3 separate regions of the Homo sapiens genome follow, and regions 1 and 3 are each linked to region 2. The links are chromatin contacts, found by Hi-C or POLR2A ChIA-PET in ENCODE. All regions are on one chromosome and are shown on one strand. Each heading gives the region's core, a stretch centred on a gene start or an enhancer-like site at or near the end of the contact. The rest is flanking DNA. Distances are from core to core; before and after follow the strand shown.

Region 1 (2,700 bases), core at 100-2,599, 280 kb after region 2:
AAAAGCAGAAAGACATCGGGGCTTTGTGTTTTAAAAATCCCAAAAAAGACTACTCAAACCTCTCCCCAAGAGCAAATTCTAAGAAGGAAGAATACCACCTCCCTTTTCTTTACCACAAACCCCTGACTTACCGTCTCTAGCAACCAGAGAGGGCTGGGGGTAGGGGAGAGGGTGGTTAGAAAACAGAACGCACGACTCGGTCATATCCTAGCCCGGCCCATCCCAAACTTCACCTAGGCACGGCGAGAAGCAGGACGGCATCAGGAATTCCTAGGAAATGGTCTCACCCCATCAGAGAACATTTTTAACTTCCTAGAAGCCACCATTTCCCCGGGGCATTATCACACACTCCCACCCGGACATATTACCTAAGAGAGTACTTATAAAAAGAGCGTAACACACACACAAAGAAATACACAGTACTTGAAGCGGGCAGCTCCGGCTCAGGCGGCGCGGGGAAGCCCGGAGACCACGCGGAGCCGCGGCCAAGTTGCCACCGCTATCGCCCCGACGGTGAAGGCGCGGCCGCAGGCGGCTGGAAAAGCAGCGCGCGGGGCTCCAGCTCCAGCCCCACGCCCGGACCCTCGGAGCAGTAAAGCCCGGCTCGGTGGCCCAGCCTCTCCCGGAGGTCTCTGGCCTCGGCCAGAGCAATAAGGTGGATCGGTGCTTCCCACCCTTCCAGCTCCGCCCTCCCGACCACATTCCTGAGAAGCCCTACTCCCGCGACGCCGCGCCCGGGAGGAGGCAGGAGCGCGACGCTGCGGCCGCAGGGCAGGAGCGTAGTCGGCCCCGCGCCCTCCCGCCCCCTGGCCCCGGCCCGGGCCCGCGAGGCGCCTCTGGGGCGAGGTCGCGGCGGCCGCCCCGCCACAGGTAGCGCCAGCCCCCGCCCGCCGCCGCTCCGGCGCCCCGGGCAGGCCCGCTCCAGGTACCTGGATGAACTGGATGGTGAGCGCCGACTTGCCCACGCCGCCCCCGCCGACCACCACGAGCCGGTACTTCTCCTGGCCGGAGCCGTCCCGCCAGCCGGCCGCGGCCATGGGGACGCTACAGAGCCCAGCCTGACTGCGCCGAGCCGCCGCTGCCGCCCGCCCTAGGCCCGGCTCCGGGGACGTGTGCGGCCGGCGGGCTGCGGGCGAGCGGCCGGGCTGGGGTCCCGGGTACCGGGAGGCGTCTGGAGGGCCGGTCAGCGCGGTAGCGCGGCGCTGGGGACTGGCTGGGTACCGCCCGAGGCGCGGAGAAGCGGGGTGACGGCACGGGCCAGGGGCGGCAGCGGCCGGGGGGCGCGCTCCTCTACGCGTCTCCGCAGCGCCTGCCGAACGCAGCCTCCAGCGCCGCCACAAATGGCCGTCTGGGGGCCGGGCTGCCAGGCTGAGGTGCTGCATATGCATGAGGGGGCGGGGAGGGGCGGGGCCGCGCCGCTTGGGGCTGAGGTTCGGGAGGTAACCCGGGCTTCAGACCCCCACGGACACACCGCTCTAATCCCTAGCCAGTGAGCGAGTGCGTGAGAGTGTGGGAGTGGGTGTCAGTTGGGAGTGGGACGAAGGCAGAAAGAGTGTGTCACCCTAATTGTCTATGTAAGGGATTGTGTGGATGAAAAATACAATATGTGACGGCGTGTGCGAAAAATAGGGCTGTTGGCATATTAACTCAATTTTATAGGAGAGTACATACCCTGCTTTAAGAGTACAGATGGTGACCATATTTGTGTGAAAAACAGTATGTGACAGTGATTGAGGATTAGAGCTGTGTCACAGTAATTGAGTGTGTGATGGGCTGGTGGTTGTGACAGTGTGAAGAATGGGACAGTGGCTGAGCATGGAGAATAAGTCAGTGATTGAGCTTGCATGGGCAAGACGGAATGTGACAGATTTTGTATGTGTCAGTACAGTGTCATAGTGGCTATGTTTATGTGTGACAAATGTGCAGTAATTGGATATGAGGAGTGTGAGTGCGAGGGGTTGAACTCCTGGCCTCAAGCAATCCTCCCGCCTCGGCCTCCCAAAGTGCTGGAATTACAGGTGTGAGTCACTGCACCCGGCCTCATGGGGTTTTTAATAAGAATTAAATGAGCACATAAAACAGTGCTGCTACACAGGAAGCATTTACAGCAATCTTGGAACATGACTGCAAGTTCTTGGACTTCACTTGGTAACTCATTTGGAACCAGTAGAATGCAGCAGAAGAGATGCTGCCTAATTTCCCAGGCTAGATCAGAAGAGGCCATGCAGCTGTTCTCTTGGTATTCTCACTCCGGGAGGAACAAAGTCAGAAGTTTGACTATCATAAGACTGCCATGCTAAAGAGGCTACATGTAGGCATGCCAGTCGAAGTCTGATTGATGGCCAGGAGCAACATGCCATTTAAAAAAAAAAAAAAAAAGTCCCACTGAGCTCCCACCAGATCACCAGCATCACCTGCCAGCCATCTAAGTGAGACATCTTGGACACTCAGCCTAATCGAGCCTTCCAATGACGGCATCCCCTGTTAGCATCTGAATGCAACTGCGTGAGAGACCCCAAGCAAAAATACCCATCCAGGCCAGCCCATCCTGAATTCCTTTTTTAAAAATCTTTTTTTTTTCTTTTTTGAGACAAGATCCCTCTGTCACCCAGGCTGAAGTGTAGTGGCACAATCATGGCCCACTGCAACCTCCAACTTCTGGACTCAAGTGATCCTTCCACCTCAGCCTCCCTAGCAGCT
Region 2 (2,700 bases), core at 137-2,636:
CCTGACCTCAAGTGATCCGCTCATCTCTGCCTCCTAAAGTGCTGGAATTACAGGCATGAGCTACCGTGCCCGGCCCTGCATACACATACTTTAATACCATGTCACAAGCAATTAAATGAAAGAGACAAAAAAAAAAGGAAAAAGGAAGGGAAACGCAGAAAAAAGAGAAAAATGTCAACAGAAACAGGATAATGAGAAAAGGAAGAAAAAGGGAAGAGGAACAAAGAATACAGGAAGAGAGTTGCAAAGGAAGTCAGTGGATTTCAAGTAGAAATGGGGAGAGAGGGCGGCTCTGGAGATGCTCCATAGCCTGAAATTACCCATGGTTGGCAGACCCTGCCTGCTGTGGTTAGAAGAGGAGTAAGTGGACGATTCTTATCACTGCCCTTTGAAAGCCTGATTCATTTTCAATAGGCTTTTCCTTAGTAGGAAAACAGTATGTCTGTTTTTATTTTCAAACTGAAAAATTTATTTTTCAAATGGGAGCTTAAAAATGTATTTTTCAAATGGAAGCTTATTTTCCTTTGAAAATCCAAAAGGTTTATTATGCATTCCTTTGAACCCTCAGAAATATCGTTAAGTTTACCACCTATATCCGAAAGCCCTTTTGATAAGGCAAAGCTACCAGTTGGCCTTCTTTTGGTTTTTGTAGAGACTATTGCTGCCTCATTTAATAGCCCCTAGTAGCTACAATTGAAACCTCAGCATGTATCTCTGATTTAGAAATCGTAGAGCTATGTAGGGAGGCAATTTTTTTTTTAGCGCATCTTTCTTCATTGAAAAAAGCAATACAGAAACAATAAAAAAGTTTTCTCTCTTTCCTATCTATGCAGACCTATCCAGATGAGGTCTTTCCTGGAGTAATGTAGTGCAGAGATTAAGGGTATGAGTCCTGGACCCAAAAAGACCTGGCCTCCAGTTCTGCCTGCCCTGTTCACTAACCCTGTGACCTTGAACAGGTTACCTAATCTGCTTCAATTTACTGACCTGTAAAATGGGGATAGCAAAAGTACTTACCTCCTAGCATTGTTAGGATTAAACGAGACAATATATGGAAAGAAATCAGCAAATAAAAGGACTCAGTATTTTGTAGTTATTATTATGATGTCTCATCCTTTCATCTCCACCCTAGAACCTAGAATTCACTTCTATCCATCATGGATTTTATATATTTAAACCAAATCAACCCAGTAAATTCCAAAAGGAAGTCTTGTAAAATGCTCTTCCTAACACTCACAATGATTTTAACATTCTTTGCCACTACTCTTTGTATAATATTTAAGAATAAATGTCCAACTGCAAAGAAAAAAAAATTATGTTAATACTACTAGAGGAAGTGAAAAAAAGCAACTGAAGCAAGTTACATCTGTAGTCATTGTTTTCATCTTGCAGGAAGCAGAACAGACTAAAAGCAACAACGTGCAGCTAGAGATGTGGGTTTGACAATCGGAAATACTGAATTTATTCATGTAATCTCTCTTTCCCCACTTATCAGCTATTCACAGCTAAAAATGAGGGCCGAGAGGGAATCTTAAGTTTTTCCTGGCTACTTCTATACCCAGAAGTACAGTAAACCTGAGCTTATGAACACATTTCCACCCCCTACTCCTCCCAGTGAAGTCTCTGAAAGCATGATAAGAAGTGACGTGATTATATATGCATGCCTCTTTTTTTTCTCCCTTCAGTAATTCTTTATCTCTCTCCATTTATTTTCACTGCTCTGCTTCAAAGTCATTCCTTCTGGTCCTGTCATTTTGGTCCCAGAGAATATTTCCTAGAGAAAGCACACATGTGTATTCCTCCTAAAATTTGTTAGAGAAATCCTGTTGTGGGAGGGGTGGGGAAGGAGACCAGGATCCGGAAAGGATGATTGAGTGAATTTTACCCCTGATTTTTCAACATAGCCCCCATCTTAAATATTCTCGAATAGCCTATGGGTTATTGCTCCCACAGATCTTCTCAATTTATTAGGGAAAAAGCTCTCTTTTTTTTTTTCAAAATATTACCATACTTAGAGGCATACAAAATCCTTTATTGCCCAAGTACTGATCTGGCTCTAAGTCTTATTAACTAATGAAAGCTGCATCTTCTTTTCCTAAGGGTTAAGGATAAAATGAGACCATGATAGCACCACCTTATATACAACCCACGTTTACTTTCTAACTTGGTGACTTTTCTGACTGTTTCAGATTCCACATTTGATGGGGTGACTGACAAACCCATCTTAGACTGCTGTGCCTGCGGAACTGCCAAGTACAGACTCACATTTTATGGGAATTGGTCCGAGAAGACACACCCAAAGGATTACCCTCGTGAGTAGAGTGGCTACTCTGTGGTTTGGGGAAAAGCACATTGTCAAAGTTCTGTCTGGTTATAGGGCACACTAGCTGCAGCATGTCAGATCTGCTCCCTAGTATTGGCTGGTTCATGAAATGCACAATCCAAGTATGTATATTAATCAAGACAGGCAGACATTATATGGGTATGCTTTCAGCTTCTTTGCATAGCATTGTGCTATTTTTTTTCTTTTTTTTTTTGAGATGGAGTCTCGCTCTGTTGCCGAGGCTGGAGTGCAGTGGCACAATCTCGGCTCACTGCAACCTCCGCCTCCCGGGTTCAAGCAGTTCTCCTGCCTCAGCCTCCTGAGTAGCTGGGATTACAGGTATGGGCCACCATGCCCAGCTAATTTTTGTATTTTTA
Region 3 (2,700 bases), core at 29-2,528, 330 kb after region 2:
AATCCAATAGTTACATGTGGTTGGTGGTTACCATAATGAACAGCACAGATACAGGACACTGCCATCATTTCAGAAAGTTCTATTGGACATTACTGGGAGACCGGCTCCCCCATTATCTTCTTTTGTTTTGTTTTTGTTTGTTTTAATTTTGTTTGTCATTCACCAATAATCCCATTATCTTCTATAATAGTGGTAGGCAAACTTATCCTGTAAATGGCCAGATAGTAACTATTTTAGGCTTTGAAGGCTATAAGTCTCTGTTACAAGCTACTCAAACTTGCCATTGTAGCATGAAAGCAAGCATAGACAATATATAAACAAATGAGTATGTCTGTGTTCCAATAAAATTTTATTTACAAAAAAAGGACAGTAAGCCATATATGACCTCTGTTTAGTTTGCTGATCCTTGCTCTACCACACTACTCTATTTATTTCTTTCACAGTGCTAAGTGTTTTGTAATAACTTGTTTACTGTCTCTCTCCCCATATCAGACTGGTAGCTCCATGAGGGCAGAGCCTATGTCAATTTTGCTTGTTAGAGAGAATCCAATACTGACATATAGTATAGGCTTAATAAAACTTTGTTGGCTGACTGAGTGAATAATGTGCCATTTACTGGACTAGGGAATGCCAGAGAAGGAACAGTTTTTGAGAGAAGATAATGATTGTCTTTAGGGACATGCACGTGTTATTATAATTTCTCATTTTTATTATTCTCTCTGGAGTCCCATTCAGCTCTAACCTTCTTTAAATCTCACTAGTTTTGAGGTCTGTGATGTTTTTCAGAGTAGCTGCTTTTTGGACTCACTCTCTGGGAGGCTGTAATTGGAGGTCCAGCCACTGGGGGGATTCCCTGGGACATCCACCATGAGCCAAAGCAGCAGGAAGAAGATTTGGGCCTGGCCTGCCCCTCCCACACATTTGTCAGCATTGGCTCCAAGAACTCAGATTCCTTTCCCATTCTGTTTGGGCTCAGCTAAATTAGAAAGACCAAATCTGTGACTTAAGGAATTACTTCATGCAGAATTTTCAAAATTTCAGTCATTCATGTGCCTCCTTCACAGTTTTAACTGCATTTCCATACCGCCCACACAGAGGCTTACTTAATATTTTCAGCTCTTTCAAACATTTTTAATGTTCAAATTAAATTGGATCACTCTTTGCTCAAAAAATCAAACAGCCTCCCATTACAGAGTAAATTTCGGAGCTCTTACCGCAGTCCACAAGGCCCCATGTCATCTGGCCCCTGGCTACTTCTCTGACCTCATTTCTGCCATTCATTCAGTCAGCCACACTGACCTCGTATTCTTGGAACATTCCAAGCAAGCTGCTACCTCAAAGCCTTGGCTCAACCTACCTAGAATGCTTCATTCCTCACACATCATTCCTCAGAAGGGCCTTCCCAGGCCACCCTATATAAAATATAAAATAGCAGCTCTGTTTGGTCTTCCAAATAAGTTTTAGAATCAGCTAGAAAAATTAAACACACACACACACACACACACACACACACACACACACACATTCAGAATATTGATTGGGATTGCATTAAATTTCTAGAATAATTTGGAAGAACTGACATCTTTATCATATTGAGTTTTCTTCCCATCCATGCTGGATCTTATTTGTTTAGGTTTTACTTTATAGTTTTCATTAAAATTATATAATTTTCTTGATAAAGACTAGGCGTACATCTTTTATGAGATTTATTTCTACACGTAAACAATGTTGTTGCTTTTGAAAGGTTATCTTTTAAAACATTATATAGAAAGTGCTTGCTATAATCCTGTTTTTATTTTTAATATTATTTATTTATGCCCTCTCTTCTTTTCTTCATGGTGAGTCTTACTGGTATCAGAGGGATGTTAAAGAACTACTAGCACCTAATGGAGACATTCTTCTTGATATAATCAAAAGTATTGAAAAGGAATGAAAAAGGGGGTAATTAAATATTCTTTAATGCTGATATTCATGTGGAAACTTAAAATTATTTTCTGTCCTACCAATGCTATATGACTTCCATACGGGGAAACATTGATTTATTAAATGTCATAACCACATTGAAATGCCTTTAGGGCTGTCAGTTGCTTTGGCTCACCTCTAGGGCCTGTCTTTAGCTCGGGAGTAACAGAAGGATCTGGGTTAGGAGACATGGGTGTGAAAGGTATCCCAGAGAAGAGGGGGATCCTAGAGTCTGGATAAGCTGGGAGGCCCCCTCTCAACACCCCATAGAGATGTGCTGTCTCTATGAGAAGTTGTTCAAACAGAGGGGTTGCCTAGGGCAAGGATCGGAGGTGGAGGGAGCAGGGGGTGGCACAGGCTTCCCTCCCTTTCCCCACCAAAGACTCAGGCTCTGGGTGTGAAGCAGGAAATGGGGTCTTCTTAGAATTGTTGAGGTTTCCTGGAAGCCTGTGAGGGCTGAGACCATCTGGCTTTCTAAAGTTCACTTTCTGGTGGAGGAGGGACCCCTATCTGGGGACATAGGCTCACTAGTTATAGATACTGAGGCCCTGGGGGTACAGATGCTGGACTGGAGGAAGAGGCTGTTAGCCCTGGACTCTTCCAGTCTCCACTGCTATTTACCCATGACCACACACTCCCTGTCCTCTGGTCAGTCTTTGCAGCCTGTGCTTGTCAAATCAAACTATGTGTTCTGGGAAATATGAGCATTTTAAGGCTCCGCCTTATCTGATAAACCCT

The links. Hi-C counts contacts between places; a loop is a spot of excess contacts on that map. ChIA-PET counts read pairs that join two places held with the same protein, here RNA polymerase II (POLR2A). Pooled maps may share reads with other maps.
Region 1: a pooled map shows a loop between it and region 2 (2.5-fold over the local background). The contact joins the promoter of RRAS2 here to the enhancer-like site in region 2. A Hi-C loop is called at or near these places in 5 of 50 pooled maps.
Region 3: a pooled map shows a loop between it and region 2 (2.4-fold over the local background). The contact joins two enhancer-like sites. A Hi-C loop is called at or near these places in 6 of 50 pooled maps. POLR2A ChIA-PET finds 5 or more read pairs at or near these places in 2 of 52 experiments (BJ and activated T-cell).

The regions. Positions count from the first base shown.
Region 1 is chr11:14,357,834-14,360,533 of GRCh38, forward strand. RRAS2 (RAS related 2) reads right to left here and starts at 1,350. Exons shown (of 6, transcript NM_012250.6): 1 at 930-1,350. The coding sequence starts at 1,037. RefSeq lists an enhancer at 180-279 and silencers at 520-639, 680-879, 950-1,449.
Region 2 is chr11:14,077,710-14,080,409 of GRCh38, forward strand. SPON1 (spondin 1) reads left to right here. Exons shown (of 16, transcript NM_006108.4): 5 at 2,190-2,312. Among named protein-coding and RNA genes, the nearest start is that of SPON1, 120 kb to the left of the region's middle. Within about 2 kb of position 1,387, at least 3 of the 41 ENCODE cell types and tissues checked have a DNase peak (open chromatin) inside an H3K27ac peak, as active enhancers do.
Region 3 is chr11:14,412,593-14,415,292 of GRCh38, forward strand. No RefSeq gene overlaps it. Among named protein-coding and RNA genes, the nearest start is that of RRAS2, 55 kb to the left of the region's middle. Within about 2 kb of position 1,279, at least 6 of the 41 ENCODE cell types and tissues checked have a DNase peak (open chromatin) inside an H3K27ac peak, as active enhancers do.